Linked DNA regions of Homo sapiens: regions 1 and 2 are each linked to region 3. A link is an interaction called in ENCODE POLR2A ChIA-PET data of the cell type or tissue named here. Cell type or tissue: GM12878. All regions are shown on one strand.

Region 1 (8,000 bases), 210 kb before region 3:
TTATGCTTGGGAAATAAATGGAATTTTTTACAAAATAATTACAGGACTTGGAGTAGAAAGTGAAAAATTAATTTTGTGGTTTAGAGTATTAATTTGCTCTAAGAGTTAATAAAAGGAAATGGGAAATGGACAAATCAGATTTGTCTAGTCAACACTGAATAGATTCCTCAAAGTATTGAATTTGAAACAATTGGCACACATTTAAATTCTAAGATCTCTATAGCGAGTAAAACTTGAAGTTACTTTTTATCTCACCTTCCTCAAAAGTACCCTTAACCATGCACCTGGAGCAAAGGAAAAACCCTTTCTTTTTATTGGTCTTCTTTAGCTATCACAGGGACTATTTGGGCAGTGGCTATACTAATGGGAAGATGGGATTATAATTAGGTTAGTTTTCGTTCTTTCTAGACCCATGTCTTTATTTGAAAGTTCTTTGGATTCCTGTGGTCAGTGATACAGGGAAACTCTAGGTTCTTAACAGTTTCCAATTATTTTCTCAAGAATTCCTTAGGTTGCAAAATATTTTGATGCCTTTATGGATAAGAGATGGGCTGGGGTTAGTGACCCAGTGCATTTTTTCATACCCCCAATTCTCCCCATATCAACCCTTTCTCTACCCGACTCTGCACTTCTCTAATTGGGTATTATGTGACAACTAACTCTTCTCTGCATTGAATATATTATATTGTTACTTATCCAAAAATAGTTGCCAGTAATTTTTCCTAGTAGTTCTGGAAAATTCCTCTTCCTTAAAGATGCAGGAAAACAGTTTTACTGACCAAGAGGTGTTTTTTCAAAGACCCAAGTTGAGAACTAATGCTTTCAAACTCATGGCCTCAATCAGTCCTCCTGCCTGGGTTTCCCAAAGTGCTGGGATTATGGGCTAAGCTACCACTCCTAGCCAGGAACTAATGCTTTAGATCTACTGGTACTCAAACATTATTGTTCTTTGGAGTCACTTGGTGCTTCAAAATTATTGATGTCTAGGTCTCACTGCTGAGATTTTGATTTAAATGGTGTCGGTGCAGTCTGGGTACTGGGATTTTTTTAAAGCTCTTCATCTGATTCTAATTTGCAGTAAAGTTTGAAAACCACTGCTCTAGTCAATAAAACAAAACTAGGCAAAACTCCAGGAAGGCAGGAAGCTTGTTCTCCACTGAGACCCCAGCATGTAAAATGGTAAACAGTAGGCACCCAACAAATATTTTTTGTTGCAATGAAAGAATATACTTTTTAAGAATCACTGTAATTTAAAGAATAAACCAAGCAGTGATTCTTTGAAATAATCCATAGGAGCTAATGATAAGTTAGTGATGAAGTATGGATTCTTTTGTGTATGTATGTAGAAAAGCTGATGCTAGATAATCATTTTCAAAAATTATAGATAAAAATCTTTGCATGAATATCAAGTGGAAATATGCTATCATTTCCCTTATGCATATTTGCATTTAAAATAACCCACAGGGACAAAATGATTTTCCCACTGAAGCTAACTCTTACCATGAAATATTTCTTTGATTTAGTTATTTTCTCCTTTATCTCCTGAAGATTTTTTTTTTTTTTGGCTTGCCATATGCATGCTATTTTGCTTTTCCTTTGTACTTTGGGTTTTTGTGGTGTATTTTTTGAGGAGGGAGATTTCTTTTGCAAATAAAGGCAGCACTCTGTCTCTCCTTTTTTCAGGAAACACCTTTTTTTCTGTGTGATGCAGTCAGTTTTTGTCATTTCCACTTTAACGTGAACTAAGAAGTCATCCTTTTCCTGTGAACAGGAAATTTCCCAGCTGTTGATAAACTGTGGAGCCGCCTGTGAAAAAGGGCAAGATCTCAGAATTCCTTCTCTCGATTCTACATGTTCTTTATTGCTTTCTACATATTGCTGATCTTTTCATTTCTAATGTGTACCATCTGATTGACGAGATGGTGACTTCCTGTTTGAGAGTTAGCTCCATTCTTTGTGTATCATACCCACGGTGATAGTACTTTGTGAGGACTGTGGCAACAGTGCTGTGCTCTCCTCTGATGTAAAGGGTAAGCTGGGAAATCAAGACATTGAAAGGAGTATTAATTTGAAAATAATTCTATAGCATTTTCTTGGGGAAAAAATGCTCACCACCTCCTCTCTTTTCTAAACACACCATTTGAGGATATCACTATTTCCTTTGTATTGAGCCTTTTATGTATGTTGAACTATCATTTGGAATATGATCTGCTGATGTACCTGGGCACCTCTAATCAGCATCTAAGTATCTAGCTCATGATTCTTTTCAGTATCACAAATCCATTCTAAAGTGGAACTGTAGGAAGGATCTGTCATATTACTGTTAAATTATCATTGGTTGCAAAAGTTTTCCCAGTGCCTACAACACTGTCTTCCTTCTTTCCTTGACTCTCATCTTTTAAAATTATAGTTTATAAGTGACATTTAATTTATAAATCACTTAAAAATTACATTAGATCCATTGTGAAGTGCTCTCTTTTCACCTCCATTACCTTGGGCCTGGGTTAGGTGCCTTGTCTGTTAGCTGACACAGGATCCTATGAAAGATAAAGGAAATTCTATTTTTTTAAATTATATGTTGGTACCATGGAAACACTTTCAGAAATGGAAAACTAAAGATCACCCATACAGGCCGGGTACAGTGGCTCATGCCTGTAATCCCAGCACTTTAGGAGGCTGAGGCAGTTGAATCACTTGAAGTCAGGAGTTTGAGGCCTGCCTGGCCAAAATGGTGAAGTCCTGTCTAAACTAAAAATACAAAAATTAGCTGGGCGTGGTGGCGCATGCCTGTAATCCCAGCTACTCAGGAGGCTGACGCAGGAGAATTGCTTGAACCCGGGAGGCAGAGGTTGCAGTGAGCTGAGTGCGCGCTGCTGCACTCCAGCCTGGGTGACAAAGTGAGCAAGACTCTGTCTCATAAATAAATAGGCCGGGTGCAGGTGTCTGTAATCCCAGCACTTGGGGAAGCCAAGGCAGGCAGATCACGAGGTCAGGAGTTCGAGAACAGCCTGGCCACTATCACCATATAGAGACACCCCATCTCTACCAAAAATACAAAAATTAGCCGGGCGTGGTGGCTTGCGCCTGTAGTCCCAGCTACTCGGGAGGCTGAGGCAGAAGGATCGCTTGAACCCAGGAGGCGGAGGTTGCAGTGAGCCAAGATGGTGCCACTGCATTCCAGCCTGGGTGACAGAGCGAGACTCTGTCTCAAAAAAAATAAAAAATAAATAAAGATCATTCATACAAGTATGAATTTCTCAAAGGCCAAAGTTGGTTTTGTCTTTCTTGCTACAACCTGTTTATTCTGAAGAGTACAACCAAACACATTAGTCCCACATGGCTTTTTATTTAGGGACATCATGATGAAAGGTTATTCTGTGGACTCTCAAAGTACTTGTCATCCATAGACTTGCTGACACCTCGTCAAGGCTACTTGAATGGGTGTATTACACAGGCTTGGTCAAAGGGTTAATGCATGCTAGAAATGTGAAGTGAAGGGAATAGAGTTGAGGCTTGGGAACATTTATGTTTTTTAGACTGCGACTTCCTGTTCAGCTGAGAAGATAGTCCTGTAGCTTTGCTGTTAGCTAAGGAGACAGTCTTGTAAGCTTGACAGATCACAGCTGTATCCTGTACTTTGTGTGAAAATGTACTTGCTTTCCCTCCTGTTCATTTCGTTTTTCTAATTTCCTAATATATTAACGTTTATTCCAGTGTTTGATGGAGTAAGAAGTTGGGTATATGCCCACATGAGAATGTGAATAATAGCTAAGTACTAGGTTGTAGGCAGATAGTGGATTAAATATGGAGTGTGTGTGCTGCAAAAACTAAATGACAAGGAAAACCCCCCCTCTGAATAAAATTTTACAAGAAAGTCCCAAAAGCACTTGGATATTTTAGCCTAGTGCTATAATTGAAGCAGTTGTCTTATTTCTTTGCAAATCAGATAATTTCTTTATAAAGAATCAAATGCTTGCTCTGTGTTCTAACCATTCCACCATTTTATTCTCTCTCAAAGCTTGAGGACAACTTCGGGACATTTCTTTCATCTCACTATCCTAAAAATCTTTGCCACTGGAACAATATTAAACTACTTCCTTCCTTGGGATTTTGCACTCTGTCTGAGCCTAATATGCTAGTAGATTGTGTCTATCAACACAAATTCATTTTTTGACATTTGGACAGACAGAACTTGAAGTTTTTCAGTATCTCATCTCATTTGAAGTGGATGTTTCATTGTTGCTATAGAGGAATGACAATTACCGTGTTCTATAGGAGGTGGATTCCAATTTAAGCATTCTTTCCTGAGAGGCAACTTTAAATTTTATAGAGTAGAAAGAGTACTAGCCTGAAGTTAGGTTACGCACATTCTGTATGACCTTAGATAGTGACATTGGGCACCTCTGAATTCTCACAAGTGAAAAGAAAGAATTGGACTAGATGACCTTTAAGGTCCTTTTGACCGTATTTGACATTCACTGAGCCTGAGCTTTGTGCTATGACTATGTTGTCCCTCTCATTGTATTAGTGCCTATTACTCTGAAAAACCCACCGCTATATAATATGAAAGATGAGAAAGAGGTAAGCCAGCTGAGCTGTTTAATTTAGAAAGATGGAGCCATGGTGTTCCAGATGGTGAGGCTCATCCAGCAGAGCCATAAATGACAGCCAAAGTAGATACAGGTAATGCTGATGGCTTCCTGACAGTGTATGTAGTAGAGAGGGACTTATGGGATTGACTTACTGAATGACAGTTTTATTGGTGTAGTGCAGCCTGGAAAAGGGTTGTCAGTCTTTTTTTTGGGTGGAGTGGTGGTTTCTGTGTATGTCCCCTTAATGCTAATTGATGTTGAAAGTATAAATGAGACAGGATTGACTGGAGTCAGCTTTCCTTTGGGAAAGCAGAATGATAGCATCTTCAAGAAGTACTTTTGCAAGGTATAAAGCAAATAGGTACTGTACTTCATAGACACTTCTGCAGTGCCCATAAGTGCTGAAATAGATGAAATTCAGGTGCTTGTAGAGGAAGGAATATCCATTTGCACAGAGACCTAACTTAACAAATGGACTGGCTAATTAAGGGTTAACTATTTGCTTTTCTTTTGTATTGCTGTATTATCTTTATCTGGGTACCATAATCATCCTTGTAAATTTCTAGTCTGAGATACATTCTACACTAGACCCATTATAGGATATTAGAATTGTATGAAATCTTCAAGGGCATCTAATTCAGTCCTCTCATTTTCACTTGAGCAAAGTGAGTGCTAGAAAGACTGAGTAACTTAACCAAAATCATTGTGGGAGTTAAAATCAGAGCTAGAACTGGAACTAGAACCTAGTTCTGCTGACTACTAGATTTTTACTGTCAAGAATGCAAATTGGCCAGGCCAGACACGGTGGCTCACACCTATAATCCCAACACTTTGGGGTTCCAGGGCAGGAGGATCACTTGAGCCCAGAAATTCGAGGCTAGCCTGGGCAACAGGAGGACACCCCATCTCTACAAAAAATAAAATATCGAGGCCAGGTGCAGTGGCTCACGCCTGTAATCCCAGCACTTTGGGAGGCCGAGGCAGGCGTATCACCTGAGGTCGGGAGTTCAAGACCAGCCTGATGAACATGGAGAAACACTGTCTCTACTAAAAAAAAAAAAAAAAAAAAAAAAAAAAAAAAAAAAATACTAAGTTAGCTGGGCATGGTGGCACATGCTTGTAATCCCAGCTACCTGGGAGGCTGAGGCAGGAGAATGGCTTGAACCTGGAAGGCAGAGGTTGCGGTGAGCCAAGATCATGCCATTGCATGCCAATGCAGGCCATTGCACTGCAGCCTAAGCAGCAAGAGTGAAACTCCATCTCAAAAAAAAAAAAAAAAGATAGCTGGCTCGTGAGGGTGTGTACCTGTGGTCCCAGCTATTAGGTGGCTGAGGTGGAGGATTGCTTGAGCCCAGGAGGTCAGGGCTGCAGCGAGCTGTGATCTCACCACTGCACTCCTGCCTGGGCAACAGAGCAAGACCCTGTCTCAAAAATTAAATAAAATTAATACAAACCTACCTTTATATATTTGAAAGTGTGAAATGTACCCCCAAAATTTTCAAAATGGTAACCGATTTTAATAAATTAGTGAAGAAGACAAAATTAGTTTTTTCTAGGAATCTTCCTCCCAGCCTTTGCTCTTCAATAACGTATCAGAAAGTAGCATTCTACCAGCAGATACGTTTCCATATCACACTCTACCAGATTCTTAAACTATGAGATAAAACAGTATTAGGCAAAAGTAGCATAATATGGATATAAAATTTCTATTACACTGAGAATTCAGAAAATTCTCTTAGGACAAGATTGGATAGGGCAAGATTGTGTAACCCTGAAATGTGTTAGTCTTGAACAGATATTTCGGGATCTGTTCTGATTATCTCTCCCCAGCAGAAAGATTGTGATTAAGGGAAAAAATAATTCTTAATTATTTGTTGTGGGTTAGTGGTTACATGCAGGTTTTTGTTTTCATTTTGCATAATTTAGTTTCGAACAATGTCTTCATTTTTTTTAACGACTAGAAGGCCTAATTTAGATTTTAAGTGTTTTGTGAATGTGTTGTTAATGTTTCTTATCACTGAAAAATGGCATCAGGAGCTGAAGATGGGAGAAGCTGTTGAATTCAGACAACAGAATGCATTAATACTGTAACACTGCTGTTGGCCACAGTGATTGAACATTGTGATAATTTATGCTGCACTATGTATTTAAATCCATTATATTGTTGAGGTGGAGAAGCGGAGTTAAGTAGTGTACTGATTTCAGACCTAAATTTTCTTGAATTTCTTTATTTATTATGCCTCCTTGCTAAGTAGTTGATATTACATGGATCACTTACATTTTGTATAGGAGTATATATAGAGCTCATATAGGAGAACTTAGATTACTTCTTATAAGAAATTGGATACGAAAATGCTTTGGTTTTGTGAGAAAGAGGATTTAACAGTGTCTCCAGAGAGCTAAGCTAACCAACAGAAAAAATGGCATCAAGTTATAAATTCTTGCTATAGAAAGAGGGGAGGCTTTTCTTTCTTTTAAATCACTTAATTTTTTCAGATAAACTTTTAAATGCAAGTTTAACATATATATAGAAAAGTACAGAAATCATAACAGTACAGCTTGATGAATATGAATATATATATTCATTATATATATATATATATATATATATATATATATATATATATATATAAAGTGAACACCGTGTGTAACCTACCTAAGTCAAGAACTAGAATGCTAGCAACACCCTGCTCTGGGTTCTCAGGCATTTCTCCTCTCTCTGCAAGGCAGCCATAATCCTGACATAATTTAGTTTTGAACATACCATATTCTAAATTCAAAGTTTAGTTTTGAATACCATAGAGTAGTGTTGCCTGTTTCAGGATTTTATATACATGGAATCATTCAATATCTACTCTTTTGTCTCCAGCTTCTTTTGCCCAGCATTTTTTTTCCTGTGGGATTTGTCTGTGTTGTTAAATGTAACAGTAATTCATTCTCTTTATTGTATGTACTGTATTCCATTTTATGAACATAAAATAATTCATTTAGATAATGGTCATTCAGATTGTTTCCAGTTTGCATCTATTAAAAATAATTCTGCCATGAACATCCTTGTTGTATGGTTTTTGTTGTTCATATCCATGCAGCTCTTTTGAGTGTATTTCTGGGAGAGGAGTGGCTGGCTTACAGGGCATGTGTGTCTCCAACTTTTGCAGGTAAGGCCAGTTTCCCAAAGTATTTGTACTAATTGACATACCAACTCTGAGTTCCAGATGTTCCACATCCTTGCCAGTACTTGATATTAAGTTTTTTGTTTCTGTTTTCATTTTAGCCACACTGGTAGGTAGATAGTGGTATCTCACTGTGGCTTTAATTTTTATTTCCCTTATAACTAATGATGATGGGCACTTCTTAATGTACATACTGGGTTTTTGGATGTGCTTTTGCAAAGTGCTGTTCACGTCT
Region 2 (8,000 bases), 330 kb before region 3:
TAAACATACCTTTGTATGCACTGGGAAACCAAAAAATTCATGTGACTAGCTTTATTGCAATATTCACTTTATTGCGGTGATCTGGAGCTGAACCTGCAATATATTCAAGGTATTCCTGTACTTGTAACCAAAACATCCTCAGTGATAGAACTAGTAGTAGATCCTCAATAAGTATTTTTTGAATTGAACCAACTTGTAAAAACGCATTAATTATACATTGTCCTTCAAGTGATCCAATGCCTTGATCCCATTAAACTACACACATCTCATTAAGAAGCACTTCAGTGGCAGAGATTGTTTTATTTTTTATTTATTTTAGAGGTTTACAGTAATCATAGGCCTCATGGGGTGCCTCAGATCACACGATGGAGGCAGCTAGACATGCTGCCTGCATGTGAGCCCAATTCTCTCTCCATTTCAATTTCCTTGTCTCTAAATCCAAGTGATAAAACTTGCACTTCCTTCTACCACCCCAGGGTCATGAAAAAGTTAGGAAACCAAACGTATTACATTTTATAAGGTTTGTTTTCCACTGCAAGAAGTGTGGATGCTATCTATATAAAGTGAGACTCCTCACATTTGGAGGGGCAATTTCTCTCTTGGGAAACTTGTGAGAAGAGCTCTTAGGTTGGCTCCTTACACTGATGAAACCTCTAATGAGGTGTCAAAACCACAAACAAAACTATAACACATGATGGCCAAAACAAACTTATTAAATGCTGATAAAATCGTTAAGATGAGTAGGTTGAATTGGATCAGAGGTTTTTGACCATATTGTGCTAACACACTGGTGAGTCACAATCCCATGTGCCATATATGTTATAAGTACTTGCTCACTAATAATTGTCCAAATTTTTTATTTACTATAGGGAACATCTGTTGGTTTTGCCCACTCTGCTTCCATTCTCCCATTTTCTAGTAACGCCCCTCAGTCTTCCTTTGGGGAATACTCCCATAGCCCCTCTTAGTCCATGTGGTTCAAATGAGGCCGATGCCACCTCCATCCCCACTTCCATCCTGGAGAGAAAGAAAGAGAAGATGTAGTCCTAGGCAGTCAGCATATCCCACTGCCCTGAAAACAGTGGCTGATTCAAGGATAGGGGACAGTGATTCCAAGTCAGTCCAATGAGTCTTAATCCTAGAACTTAACACTGAAACTATTGGGAGAAGAAAGCTCTCTTTTCACAGAGGGTGCTAAGCTTTGGGGATACAAACCGAAGCCTGCCAACAGCCATTTATCACTCATGAAAAGACTCTGTCTGACAGTGTCGATAGAAAGAAAAGTAGAACCTAGAGATGAATAAATAGTCTAAGTTCTGACAAAACCATTTGATCCCCTGGATCTAGCCAGGACTAAAGCCTCTACTGCTGGATATTCTTTAATTTCACGAGTCAATAAATATCAACTCTTGCTTAAGTTGGTTTGGGTCAGGGTTTTGTTCCATGTGAGAATCCTGAGTTTGCATTTTTGAAAAATAAATTAGAGTGAAATCAAGGTTACCCTTATAATAACCTCTCTCACTAACATTCTGGTATGCTTTCTTGAGTGAGTGAGAGTGGAGTGGAGAAGGAGCCAATGCCAGCGATGGCATTTTGCTTGCCGTTTAGGTGCCTCTTAAAGTGAGAGACCAAAAATCTGAGCCACCAAAGTAATGTGTCCTGCTCCTGCCCACGATTCATCTGTGCATCTTCACAAGATAAAAGACTGAAACCTCTTTACTATTATTTCTGAAGTTCCTTCCAGCTCTATAGCTTCCAGAGTGTCTAAATGACTTTTATCATCACAGTGCAGTTCTGTCTATGGCTTTTTGTATTTCCTAAAGCATTCCTGCCCAACCCACAGCAACATTTGCACTTAGACAACCCTAAGCAGTCAACAGCCCTTATAATACCACTTCACAGATGAAGAAACTGAACCTGAGAATGGTGAAGTGACTTGCTCAGCCACAGAGCATGGGAAACTCAAGTTTGCTTCCTAACCAGCTCCCTTTCTTCCTCCTGCAAGGGCAAAATGAGATCATAAATAGGAAAGCACTCTGAAAAGAAGGAATCTCTATTGATGCCAGATGTATTATTATAAAGCCAAACCTAAGTATAGGGTGACCTTGTTATCACCCCCAGAGGTGGAGATGCTTACAGATCTGGCCGGTTTAATCTCTGGATACCCTGGGGAGAGTATCTGGGGCTTTCTCCAGTAGGGTTAAGTTTTGCATGTTCCCGACATCACTTTCTCCAGAGGGGACCCATCAGAAAGAAAAGAGTGACATCCCCTCATTCCTTAAAAACATCACCCCCTCAATTTTGCACAACTCAGGCCAACCCAAACGTCAGAGGGTAATAGTGTTGATGTCAGGATTCAAAATTTATGGACAGTGTGGACATATGCGATGGTTTGTTTGGGGAAATGGATTTGTCATGTGCAGGATATATGGCACCAGATAAAACATCCTGACAATATTACACGATTGGGGAGGAGGGGGTGCACAAGGATATTATTTTGAAAATACACTGTTATGACATTTTAAAAATTCCAGAGTGAATGCTGAGAAGATCCAGAGGTTAATGTGATGCTGGAACATGCAGCTGTGCAGGACCATAAAGAGTCATCCATTTTGTATCACAAAGTACATTTTTCATCTTCTTCTCCCTCAAATCATGGAATTGGGGGCAGGGATATTGTAAGCAAATTTGATTTAAGTACATTTAAAGGAGACTAATACAAAAGTAATAATAAAGATTCATCTTTTTGAAATTTTGAAAATAATCCAAGCTGGGCGTGGTGGCTCACGCCTGTAATCCCAGTATTTTGGGAGGCTGAGGCGGGCGGATCACGAGGTCAGGAGATCAAGACCATCCTGGCTAACACGGTGAAACCCCGTCTCTATTAAAAATACAAAAAAAAAAAAAAAATTAGCCAGGCATGGTGGTGAGCGCCTGTAGTCCCAGCTACTCAGGAGGGTGAAGCAGGATAATGGCGTGAACCTGGGAGGAAGAGCTTGCGGTGAGCCATGACTGCGCCACTGCACTCCAGCCTGGATGACAGAGCGAGACTCCATCTCAAAAAAAAAAAGAAAAGAAAAGAAAAGAAAAGAATCCAAATAATCTAAAAATAAAAATTTGTCCAAAATTGCAAGATTTTTGACCTGCAATCCCAGCAAACTATAAACTTTGCTTCTTCTCTTGCCAGCTGGCCAACATAAATGGCTGCCATCCTTTGCCAAGAGGACTCTTATATCATGAGATTTGTTTGTTTGTTTGTTTTCTACTCATCTGAGGTCTCATAAAGTGCAACCCTAACAAAATGCAGCTTCCTTATACTTAGATGCAGTAAAGTTTTTCAGAGGGCCTGTTATATATAGGCTTTCACATGTCTGCTATTTTAAACCTCACAATAGCTCTAACAGGTAGATAACGCCATCCTCATTTCACAGAGGAGGAAACGGAGGCTTAAAGGATTTGAGTAGCTTGCCCATGGTTATGTAGTGAGGAAGTTGCAGAGCCAGAACTCACATTCAGGGCTTCTATCTCCTCTCCACCACAACCACTCAAGCCAAAAGAGATGAATTTGACTGCATTTGTGCATATAGTCATTGTTCTCCAGGCATGTGTCAGACACTGTGCTAGGCACTAGGTCAGTGAGGATGGGAAGATTCCAGAACCAAGATTTCATACGGGCAGGCAGTGCTATAAGGCCTAGGGTCAGAAGTTCCAGGTCAGTTCCAGCAGGTATCAGTATCTGGAGATATGCATGGCAGTGAGAGATGGACAGGGGTGGGGTGGGTCCCCTTCGCCTGGATGGTGTGTTGAACAGCACAAACAAAGCTAAGAGTGCTTCCCTTCTAGGTTAGGTTACCTTCACACCAGAAATTATGGAGATTCATTGTAATGATAGAAATAGAAATAAGAAAGCTCAGCCAAGTTGGTAGGCCTCTCGTGTGAACCAAGCTAAACCACCAGACCGCACAGAAAGAAAAAAATCCACGGCCCAGCCTAGGGAGTTTGGGAGTCTTAGGGAGTTTTGCTCTTGGTTTGGGATCTGGAAGCTGGTAGTCAAATCAGCAGGTTATCTCATGGACTTTCAGGTCTGGTGCTGACTGGTCCCTGGCATCCTACCATTACCATGCCTCCGCTGTTTCCTTTCTCTCTCCTTCTACTTCAGCGGCTCCTGTTGCAACTGACGAAGTCCTGATTCCATCCTTCTTCCCTCCCCATAGAGCAGCTTGTTCAGGACTTCTACGACTTCATGAATTGTATTTACTGTTTTTTTCTCTCTATGTATCTTTTGGCTTTTTTCTTCCTACCAACTGATTCTCTCACTCTCTCTTACTGATTATTCTCTTACTCTCTGACTACTGAGGGAGAACCTCTGATTTGGTTCACTTAAACACTATTTCCCTCTAGTGCAAAGGTCTTGCACCAGGCTACTTTTTAGACTATGGGCCAACCTATGCACTAGCTGACCTTGGGTCAAGTGCTCACTCCTGATCCAATTAGCTATGACGTTGGGGATGGGGTAGGGGTGGGGTCCTATGGGACACAGCATGACCACCTACCTGTGCATAAAGAGCTTAAGGCCATTTCCTCAGCAAGGAACTGTAGGTGTAGGGTTGCCAGATAAAAAACAGGATACACAGTTAAATCTGAATTTCAGATAAACAGTGAATAATTTCCTAATAGAAGTATGTCCCATAGATGGCATGGGACATGCAAATATTATTTATTGCTAAGCTGAAATGTAAATTTGTTGCTAAGCTGAAATGTAAATTTAACAAGGTGTCCTGTATTCTTATTTGCTAAATCCAGCAACCCTATATAAGGGGAATTATTAGAAGAACTTGTAGATATCCCTCGAAGGCTTGGCCAGTTCAAAAAAGAAAGGAGGTAGGAGAACCAAGGCCATGGATGCAGAGAAGGACATCCAAACTAGTCATCAAAATCAAGAGACAGGAAGCAGGTATAGGAAGCCACAGACAATAAACCCATAGATCCAGAGAAGGAATCCATGGGTGTGAGAAGTAGGAGGAGGGTGGTCCCATGTACATGCCTGATGCACAAAACTGTTGTCCCCAGCAAGCTTGTAGGTGATCTCCATGGGCAACATGTGGGAGGGGGTTCTGGAAGACAGGCAGGCAGCAGGATTCTGCTCATGGGTTCATCCAGACAAGGGACATAACCTGTGCCTATCAATGGGAAGAGGGAGATGTTAACGACATTGTCCAATCTCCAGGACAACTTGGCTTACAAAACCATAGCACAGAGAATACAGAGCAGAAAATGTAAGCAAAAGTTCAATTGTTTCAATTAGGCAAAGGTAGCCATAGGCTGTAGTTCAGGAAGCAAGCAAGCCTCTGGGACATAAGCCATGCCATTGGGATACTGGGCTCAGATGAGCACAACTAAATTGAGGTCCTACTTCTGCAGGCTGGAGACTCCAACCAACCATCTGCCAAGATAAGGGTGGGCTCAGGAACCAAGGAAGGGTTCGATTTCCTAGCAAGTGAGGCAAAGGAAGGCTGGGCTTGGCAACTCACAGTGCTATAATTTTTTCAACTTTCACTTCCTGGGACGCTGGGGAGTCAAACCAGGCTGAACTTCCCAGAGTTGGGCCTGGACATGGAGCTGAGAGAAAGAAAGTCTGAGACCTGAATGAATGGGGAGCAGGAATCAGATTCAAAACAAAGTTTCAGCAAGGAAAATAAGGCAAGATCACAGGAGTAGTGAGGGAGACAAGGCCTAGAAAGATCCTCTCAGATAAATGTCCCTAGGGCACCTGCATCAAATCTGTGGGCAGGCAGATAGGAGTGAAATGGTTTGGGCTTTGGTTTGGTTTTTGATCATGTTGCACCACAATCCACACTTTATATACTAGTTTACCTTTACTAGGTAGGTTGCATGCTAATATTTCCTAATCTCTAATCTCTTTTATTTCATTTCTATGTTATTTAGAAATATGACTCACTACATTGATTTCATAGCCCATTAATGGGTCATACCTCATAGTTTGAAAAACATCAGCTTAGATTATATTCGATATACCTTTGGACTATTCATTTTTTTAATCACTGGCCCTTGGTAATGCCGTGTTTTGAAATGTCTGCCTTTCTCATACAACCCCTTCTCTGAGAACAGTTTCCCATTTCCCCCAGATGGGCTCTCCAAAGGCATTGAGGCTCTGGACATATGTGCCTACAACATGATGTTTCCAATCTGAGCATATCTGATTGGAGAAGAGAGGACAACTGGCCCAAAATGGACCACCAAATGTTTTCCTCCAGAAATTTGGAATTTGGCCATTGAGATTAATAGTTAGTTGGATGGTGGGTGGTCCTTGAGACAGGACTATACAACATATGGTTGTACAGGTTGTGGACTACACAACTATAGAAATTACCAGTGACAGCCAGGTGCAGTGGCTCACACCTGTAATCCCAGCACTTTGGGAGGTCAAGGTGGGTGGATCACAAGGTCAGGAGTTCGAGAACAGCCTGGCCAATATGGTGAAATCCCACCTCTACTAAAAAAAAAAAAATACAAAATAAAATTAGCCGGGCGTGGTGGCACATACCTGTAATCCCAGCTACTCGGGAGGCTGAGGCAGGAGAATGGCTTGAACCTGGGAGGCGGAGGTTGCAGTGAGCCGAAACTGCACCACTGCACTCCAGCCTGGGTGACAGAGTGAGACTCCATCTCAAAAAAAGAAAAAAAAGAAATTACCAGTGACATAGACTATAGGTAAAAGGTGCTCCCTAGGGTGGCTTAGTGTACAACCTATACAACTGTACATGACAACCCCGCTGGAGTTGAAAGTTAATTTAGTTCCAGGGCTAAAATGACTGCATTCTATCAAGTACATATGAAACAAGGTTAAAAAAAAAAAAAAGCTTTTATGATATTACCAGCTAGAACCTAAATTTATTTTAGGGAAAGAATTATCTTTGTATATGAAAGTACCATGATAAGCTGCTCAGGAAATCCTTCAATAACAAACATAAGTTGATGCCAAGACATCAGAGAAGGACAAAAGACATTCCACTGGAAATAAAGAAGAAATCTTCTCAGTTTTTCTCCTAAAATGTAGAGAAAGAGTTGAGCAATCCTATATTAGGAGGAAGCTGGTAGACCTGCCTGGAATGCCAATCTATAAGCAGTAGTGAAACCTCATTAGGATAATTTAAATGTCACCAAAAATGCAAAGAAAATTGGAAAATTTAGGCTAACAAAACTCAGAAAGAGAAGGGTACATTTTTAATGAACACTTTGATAAGCCATATGGGGTTGGGGTGAGTCCCCAGGGACATGATTGCATAAAGACAGATAGTTGTTTAAAACAAACAAACAAACAAACAAAACTCTAAAAAGGGTGGGTTGAGCAAAATCCATTTATTCTATTTTATTCTATGCATTTCTTCTATTTTAGTAAGTTGTGCATATTGGGGCCAGAGCTGAATTGCTCAGGATGACAGAGGCTGAGTGTGGTCCTTCTACTTTGCTTTGTACCCCAGGCAGGATTCTGCCTCTCCTCCAAGTAGCAATTTGAAAAAGCATCCAATTGTTAGATTTCCCAATGTACCAACTTGTTAGTCTTCCCAGAATATCCAAGGGCTTTTGATGGCTCTTGGTACAAGTAAAGGGGAAAATGACAAATAGAGGGAGAGAGAAGAATGAAAACTAAGGAGACAAGTTGGGGCCAGGTGAAGTGAAGGGCCAGGGATACTCACCAGTGGTAGGTGACTTCAGGGTGGTGACACGTCTGTTTCATTTGAGGTTTGCACCCCTGTGAGTGTAAGCCCTTCCTCTACTTATTCCTCACCAATTTCTCACTACAATCTCTTACTCTCATAAATAATTTGTGTGAGTGTGAAGTACATATGTATGCATGTGTAACTCAAAGGAAAAAAAAAAAAAGGAAAAAGGGTGGAACAGAACAGAGACCAGCCAGGTACGGTGGCTCACACCTGTAATCCCAGCATTTTCAGAGGCCAAGACAGGAGGATTGCTTG
Region 3 (8,000 bases):
TTTGGAGGTCCTGGTGTTGATTGTTACCTCAACTTTGGTGAGTTAGAGAGTCCCAGAAACATCCACTAGAAGTATTACATCTCTCCTCCCCACTGTGTGCCAGTCATTCTGTTTATTTGAAAAACAGAAATGACTAAAAGTATGGATTCACTCTCAATTGAAATACAGTGTGATTAGTATGAAATCAAGTATCATCTGAGGAAGGAGTATGGCAAGGATGATCTTGTGGAAGAAATTGTTTGGCCATGGCCTGAAAATGAGTTAGATGCCCACCAGGTGGACATTTGGAGAGAATGCATTCCAGGTAGAGATATTGGCAAGTATAAAAGCACATTTGGTTATGGAAGAGGTTTGCAAGGGTATGAGTTATGGGAAATGAGGCTGGAAAGGTGGTAGGCAGAGGACTAAATTATAGTCTTCAAACAGGTAAAGATTATACTACTGACAACTTGAAAAATCGTTATAGCATTTAGCTCAGTGGTATAATAAGGCACTATTGTTTACTGATGATAATTGTTATTGACTGAGTGGCACTTCATGTTCTTCATATTTCTGAGTTGTAAAGACTAAATGACATTTCAGCCTATGTGGTATCTGTGTAGTTTGAGAAAGAATATGTGACTATTTTGTCATCATTAATTTACATCTCCCTTTCCTCTCTCTTCCATATCTTCTCTCCCTTCTCCCCTGTCCCTTCTTTTTCCCTCTCCAAACCTTTGAGAGACATAATCCCAGCCATGAGTCAAAAATGATGTTCCAAAGTCCATAGTGATGTGTTGTGATTTGCTGTAGCAGTTTGAACATAGATTCCTGGAGGCCCTGGGATGTAGTACAGGTTGAGCATCCCAAGTCCACAAATCTGAAATGCTCCAAAATCTGAAACATTTTGAGTGTCAACATGACTCTCAACAGAAATGCTCATTGGAGCATATCAGACTTAGGATTTTTGGATTTGGGATGCTCAGCTGAGTATAATGCAAATATTCCAAAATCTGAAAAAATGAGAAATCCAAAACATTTCTGGTCCTAAGCATTTCACATAAGGAATACTCAACCTGTCTGAAATAATATGAAATTTGAAGTCTTCTTTTAAAAACACATTTTGCATTATCTGTGTTTGTTTTTATATAAAATATTTTTCTTCCAAATTTTTGAAAAAATTATGACTTCTGGAAAGGATAGTATAACCCTGTGGCTTCAAATATCCTCTGGCTCAGTGTTGAATACCTCTAGAGGTATATATAGCCTATGCTAAGAACTATTTATATTTTATTGAAAGAAAGTGGTTTTAAAAAGTCTCCCAAGAATAAGTAACATGCATCTCAACCATTTTAATTCTTATTTGTATACAGATAAGCCCTTTCATGCTGAGGCTGACAATGTGACAGAATAATTTATATTATTATATTATATATTATATGTAATTTGTAGAATTTGCAGCTTTATTATACCACTTGTTAATATTTCTATTTGATTATTTTATAAGATACCAATTAAGAAGGCTATTTAAGTGAAAGCTGCTTTTTTGAAAAGTGAGAAGAGAGTCCCAGCTATTTTCCTAAGTTTTTATTTCTGTCATCATTGAGTCCCATGACTACCACAATCAGATCTGACACTAGGGACCTGCCACTTGCCACGTTACTACCTGGGAGTTAACAGTCTGTTTATTTTCTGTGAAGTAGATAATATATGAGTTGTAGGTGAAACATACGATTATCAAATGCCATTTTGTAGAAATAGCTTGTTTAGCTTTTTTTTTTTTTTTTTTTTTTGTGAGATGGAGTCTCGCTCTGTCACCCTGGCTCGAGTGCAGTGATGCGATCTCGGCTCACTGCAACCTCCGCCTCCCAGTTTCAAGCAACTCTCCTGCTTCGGCCTCCCAAGTAGCTGGGACTACAGGCATGTGCCACCACGCCTGGCTAATTTTTTGTGTTTTTAGTAGAGATGGGGTTTCACCGTGTTAGCCACAATGGTCTCGATCTCCTGACCTCATGATCCGCCCGCCTCGGCCTCCCAAAGTGCTGAGATTACAGGCATGAGCCACCGTGCCTGGCCTTTGTTTAGCTTTCTTATTTCATGAACCGAATAAGCTGAACAGCAGAATATGATCATACATGTTTTAGTAAATAAAACTCATGAACCACAATATGCTTTTGATATATCAGGATCCATTTTTAATGTCATTTTTCATTAGGAAAACAGGCAGGCAGGGTTTTTTGGGGGGATAAATTTGGGTTTTCAGAAGATTCTCAACACATTAAGTTTTAGAGACACTTTGGTATATATGTGTAGGAAAAGTAGCTAGCTGCTGTCACGTGCAGGAGTGTGTGTTGGGAGTTGAGAAACCTGGCCACAAGCCACTGCAGCTTTGAAGAATGTGGCTCATGAGAGGACTCATAGTTCATTACGTAACATTCAGCAGAGCGGAAAATATAAGCACTGTCTCCATCACTTGACTTGCTTTCCATTTTGATTTAGTTATCTGGTAAAGTCTAGGTATCCTATAGTGGAAGAATGAAAGACAAGCAGGTTCCAATGAAGGACCATGCTTCCAAAGGCATCAGCCAGTGGATCGTTTGTGGGGCCAGGCGGGGGTTAGATCTATTATTGTTGGACAGGGGTATTAGAGTTTTGAAAGACTACTTGAAAAACATAATCAAATGATACTTGGAGTTTGTTCCGAAAGGGTATTCTTTCCTCTCTCTTCCCACAACAGTGTGCGCTTCCTATTATAGTTGATATACCTGTGCTTTAAAATAGCACAGCTACTAGTAGAGGCCATTTTATACCAAAATCATTTCCCTTCATGTTCTGTGGTACATCAGTTTGGCAGTAGAGGTTACAGAGTTTGAAATCAAAAGGAGCATTGGTTCCTTCAGGGAAAAATGATACCAATCTACCAAAATAAAAGCCAAACAGACTCTCATTGTTCTTTATCCCACAAGGGGCTTGCCCTTTTTGAAGGTGTGGTTAATTTTGATAGGACTCTTCTCTCTAACAGGGTTAGTGGCTGGGAATTACCTTTTCCCCTGGGCAAAACCCACTTTAAAATCTCATTTTAAAACAGAACTCAAAGTGTCTTTGAAAATAAAAGTACTTTGGGAACTCTTCATTGTGTAACCCCATCCCTCTCAGCAAGGGGACTCCAGTTTTCTCACAGGGCACTTCCTGCTGCAGTACCTAATTCTAACTTTGTTTTACTATAACTCATGCTAAAATAGGAAAGGTTTCAGCTTTACAGTTTTTATTAGCTGTTCATGTGTTTTTAAAAAGTATGTGTTAAATAAAAATAAAGTAAATGTCCACCAAGGAGCTAAATTTTTAAAAATCAGTTTCCATTAAGTCTAGTTCTATAAATGTTTCAGTACCAGGTTTTTTCTACTTGCTGTTTGTCTAATGTTCATCATAATATTCAGAAGAGCAGCCTTAACTTTCCCCAACCTTCTTTCCCTTCTTTTACTAGAGGTGCAGGACCATGCCTTTCATGAATCGTTATTCTCTATGTCAGCTCTTCTCTCCCTTGGAGACTTGAAAAACATCATCATATGATACTTGCAGTTTTTTTCCTCAGTGAATAAGGATTTTTTTTTTTTTTTTTTTTTTGGTGGAGTCTCACACTGTCACCCAGGCTGGAGTGCACTGGCGCGATCTCTGCTCACTGCAACCTCTGCCTCCTGGGTTCAAGCGATTCTCCTGCCTCAGCCGACAGAGTAGCTGGGATTACAGGCACGGACCACCATGCCTGGCTAATTTTTGTATTTTTAGTAGACACAGGGTTTCACCATGTTGGCCAGACTGGTCTCGAACTCCTGACCTCAGAAGATCCACCCACCTCGGCCTCCCAAAGTGCTGGGATTACAGGCATGAGCTACCGCACCCAGCCTGTGAATAAGGATTTTCAAATCAAACCAAGCTTTTTTCTTCTATTGCTTGTCCTTTTTCCTTCCCCCAAAGTCTTACAGCACCCATGATTTGGCAGCCTCATACAGGAGGCTCTTGAGCTACCAGTCACATGAGAATGAAGGCAAGAAAAGAAGGGACCAGATGGCATCAAAAGATATGCCTTTCTAGGTCACTGGTGGTTAAGCTTGCAATCTGGTTACCAACAGGGAGACTTATGGGGGAAAGGGTGGAGAGCAGCATCATTGAAAAGGAAGAATAATTTTGCCATACAATTGCTGTTCTAAGAATTTGCAGGAGAGAAAAAAAACTTAGACACTGAGGAGAATCGATTTTTCTGATTTAACTCTTTCCAGTTTACAGTTACAGGGCATCCATTGCTCTTGGAAGGGTACATTTACCTAAGTGGCAGCTAAGGACATGTGGTAACTGTGTGCATTATTTGGATGGGACTCTCCCTCTTGGTCAGCTGCTGTTCTTCAACTGCCATTAACCATTTGTTATTCTACTCTCCAAATGCCTGTTTCATTTAAATACAAAAACTTAAGGAAATGACATGTATCTTCCACAGGTACACCTCTGTCCACAAGAGCAGAGGAAATAATTCACTGTTCATCTTTCATATTAATACCGATTTTGGAGGACTGTATTTACAAAATATGAAGAATGGCATCACTGGCCTTTGTGAGATATCTCAGGGTATATTTTCTTGGTGTAAGCTGTATCTCAGAGCAGATGAATAATTATTTGACAATAAAATGTTCAGTAGTGGCTAAAAAAAATATCTTTTAGAGCATTCTGCCTTCCCTGTTCATTTAGGCATTTTTCAAACTTTGGTCTGGGTACCTCCTGATTTGTCGGTGCATTGCAGATCCTCAGACAGCTGAAACTAGCTGATTATTTCCATATAGAATTCCAGCTCAGTTGTTTTCCCTTGAAGGAGAGAAAATAAGGCATTTTAAATTTTATGTTTAAACTTGGTCCCAGTCTATAAATTTAGGTCCTTTACTTTTTAAATTACCTAGAAAATCCTCGCTTTTTCATACACAAATTCTATATTATTCAAGTCCAAAGTCAAATTTGAACCTCTTTTACAGGTCTACCTCCTCCAATTACAATCTCTCCATTTATTCAGATTTTTTCAATTTTATGTTTAAACTTGGTCCCAATCCATAAATTTAGGTCCTTTACTTTTAAAATTACCTAGCAAATCCTCACTTTTTCATAGACAAATTCAATATTCTTTAAGTCCAAAGTCAGATTTCAACCTCTTTTACAAGTCTCCCTCCTCTGATTACAATCTCTCGATTTATTCAGATTCTGTTGTCCTTGATATCTGTATGACTCATTCAGTATGGACCAAATGAAACAAAGTAATATGTTTCTTTCTGTAGTCTTGAGTGTAAACTCTTAAAGTTAACATTTTTTTTTTACTTTTCCTTCTCAAGCAAGTGTCTGGAACAGTGCTGAGTATGTAAAATCCATGTAATAAATACATGGAATGATTAAAGAGAGAAAAAATTTTAATATGTTAGTTATTTTCATTCTAGGTTTTAGCAAGTATCACAAAACGGAAAATAGACTCACCTTTCTTTTCCTTGATGTGAAAGTTTATGGAATCATTTTGATTTTCCTTTCTTTCTTTTCTTTTCTTTTTTTTTTTTTTTCTTCCTGAGGCAGAGTTTCACTCTGTGGCTCAGGCAGAATGCAGTGGCGCCATCTTGGCTCACTGCAACCTCCACCTGCTGGGTTCAAGCGATTGTTGTGCCTCAGCCTCCCGAGTAGCTGGGATTACAGGCGTGCACCACCATGCGCAGCTAACTTTTATATTTTTAGTAGAGATGAGGTTTTACTGGGTTGGCCAGGCTGGTCTCGAACTCTTGGCCTCAGTCTGCCCACCTTGGCCTCCCAAAGTGCTGGGATTATAGGCATGAGCCACCATGCCCAGCCCATTTTAAGTTTCTTAAAAACTAAAAAATAAAAGATAATTCTTACATATACTGAAGTTTTGGAGTTAATTTGAACCAAATTGACAAGGTATTCTTGCGGTAATGTGCTTGTTAACTTTACTAGTTGCTTTGTTGAGTTTTTTAGAAGACTGAATTTAAAGCAGGATTGTCTATTAGTGTAGCTGCCAGTCTTTGTTTCCACGCTCCAGTCATATTATATGAGTGCAGTTGTTATCATATGCCATAATAATCTTAATGAAGAGTTTAAAGGCACTTTTTACTCTGGTGTTTTGTTGTTGTTGCTGTTTGTTTGCTTTTTTTGGTCTGCTGAGCAAGAGCACTGTGGTCACATGAGAATCCTCACCTAAGAAATTTTCCAGTTAAAAATGAAAATTTTGTTAAAGGTTCTATGCATTTGGGTAGTACAGCAGGGGAGGAAAGTGACTTTGAAGTTGTTAAATATCATTAAGGAGAATCCATTGATATACCTTTGATTTAGGGATTCCTTTATCCACACCAGTTACGTCAGGTTTCAGCCTGGACCCAATTATTAGACCTGAGGTACTGAACTCAATAAAGAAATTTGAAATGGAAATACTGTCAGACCTTTAACTATAGTTAGGTTAGTAGGTGCTAGAAGAATCTTAATTCATTAGCCAAACCTCTGACCTCACTACCCTTAATCATCCTTGCTTGTCATGACATAATTGGCTGCTTATTGCCTTCTCCTACCTCTCTTTTCAAATTGCTAGCCTTTGAGAATTTCACTTGACATTATTTCTTGTCTATTAAGACAGAGAAAGCGCATAGTTTGGTGTGTGAATTAGCAAAACCATTTTAGTCCTCTTTCAGAAGAGAATGGAGGGTGTGTGTTTTGTTCTTGATGCAGTTAAGACAGTTACCAAAAGTTCAATTATAGGTCTTTAAGGACTAGGGGTAAACTGTGAACGTATTTGTGGATTTTCTTTTCAGATATGCTGTTAACTGCTGAATTACCTTACCCCTTATGAAACACAGGACCAAAGATGTGGACTAGTATTGTTTTAGGATGAAGTTAAATACTCAGAACTCTCTCATCACCATGATCATAGTTCTTTTAGGGCACAGGGAAGGTAAATCCATGAGGTTCTCTGCTAGCATTTCTAGGAGAAATTTCCCTCAACTTTCCCACAGGAAGGATAGATTAGAGAATGCAATGACTTTCAGTAAGTAATTTTTGTCACCTGTTGTCCTTGTGGATTGGAGGCAGGTAGTGAGAGAGACGAGAGAGGAAGAGAAAAAAGAAATAAAAATTAAGCTAACGAGCTAGCACACTTAGATAGGAAGCAGGGGATTATTTTATGGGTTATTTCTGTGGCTAGAATTGACCACAGGGCATATATTTTGTCTAACCCTACCCTAGCTGGTCACAGAATTTTGCTGTTTCTGTTGTATTGGAGTATAAGAAATCAACATTTTTATAAGTGAAAAGTGGTTGAATATCAGAAATTTCATGTGGTTCAAACTAATATATAACAACATGTAACACACTGTAGGATGGCTACAGTTGTAGAGAGGTAGGGTGTGTGTGTGTGTGTGTGTGTGTGTGCCCACACACGTGCAAGCAAGTAAAAGGTGGGAGGGGGGAAATAGAAACTTGTGAGCATATTATATTCCCTTGGGGTACCATAGCTGAAAACCTCTCCTCTCGCCTGTGGTTTTAGTTATTCAAGATCAAATACAATTGTCCTGGTATGTTTTCACACTTCCATATTAATACAGTTGAGACAGTTTATGGGGTGAGTTAAAAAATAAACCATCTTGACAGAGATTACCATTGGGGATAATAATCTAAAGTGAGTGTTGTCTAAAGAGTACAACAGAAATAGCAGAGACTGAAATGCGGCCACCCCTACATTCTTTGACAGTGGAGAATTAGGGGTGTGACATCTATCCTATAGGCTGAATAAATGCAAATTATTGTTTATCTTAAAATAGGTTTTATGATATTTCTAGTGAAATAACCAGACTGTGCTGATTTGACTTTTTGTCTTTCTTAGACGAGCTCATCTGCGCCTTTGTTTAGAACGCTTAAAAGTTCTGATTCCACTAGGACCAGACTGCACCCGGCACACAACACTTGGTTTGCTCAACAAAGCCAAAGCACACATC

The links. ChIA-PET counts read pairs that join two places held together with the same protein. Peaks named below come from ENCODE experiments on the same cell type or tissue, not always from the same donor. Only the 100,000 strongest peaks of a DNase experiment are listed, where the experiment ranks them.
Region 1: POLR2A ChIA-PET joins it to region 3 with 7 read pairs; 3 of 35 experiments call an interaction of 5 or more read pairs at or near these places.
Region 2: POLR2A ChIA-PET joins it to region 3 with 8 read pairs; 2 of 35 experiments call an interaction of 5 or more read pairs at or near these places.

What each region holds. Positions count from the first base shown.
Region 1 is chr10:110,056,560-110,064,559 of GRCh38, forward strand. All of the region lies in intron 1 of ADD3 (adducin 3), which reads left to right. Among named protein-coding and RNA genes, the nearest start is that of ADD3-AS1, 52 kb to the left of the region's middle. RefSeq lists enhancers at 3,407-3,466, 3,517-3,626. In GM12878, no CTCF peak of the experiment used is centred here; a DNase peak (open chromatin) is centred at 3,488; H3K4me3 peaks cover 768 bases; H3K27ac peaks cover 651 bases.
Region 2 is chr10:109,945,279-109,953,278 of GRCh38, forward strand. ADD3-AS1 (ADD3 antisense RNA 1) reads right to left here. Exons shown (of 5, transcript NR_038943.1): 4 at 1,918-1,998; 5 at 281-1,017. Among named protein-coding and RNA genes, the nearest start is that of XPNPEP1, 26 kb to the left of the region's middle. In GM12878, no CTCF peak of the experiment used is centred here; no DNase peak of the experiment used is centred here.
Region 3 is chr10:110,271,292-110,279,291 of GRCh38, forward strand. MXI1 (MAX interactor 1, dimerization protein) reads left to right here. Exons shown (of 6, transcript NM_130439.3): 4 at 7,889-8,000. Among named protein-coding and RNA genes, the nearest start is that of SMNDC1, 30 kb to the right of the region's middle. In GM12878, no CTCF peak of the experiment used is centred here; DNase peaks (open chromatin) are centred at 2,320 and 3,050; H3K4me3 peaks cover 294 bases; H3K27me3 peaks cover 244 bases.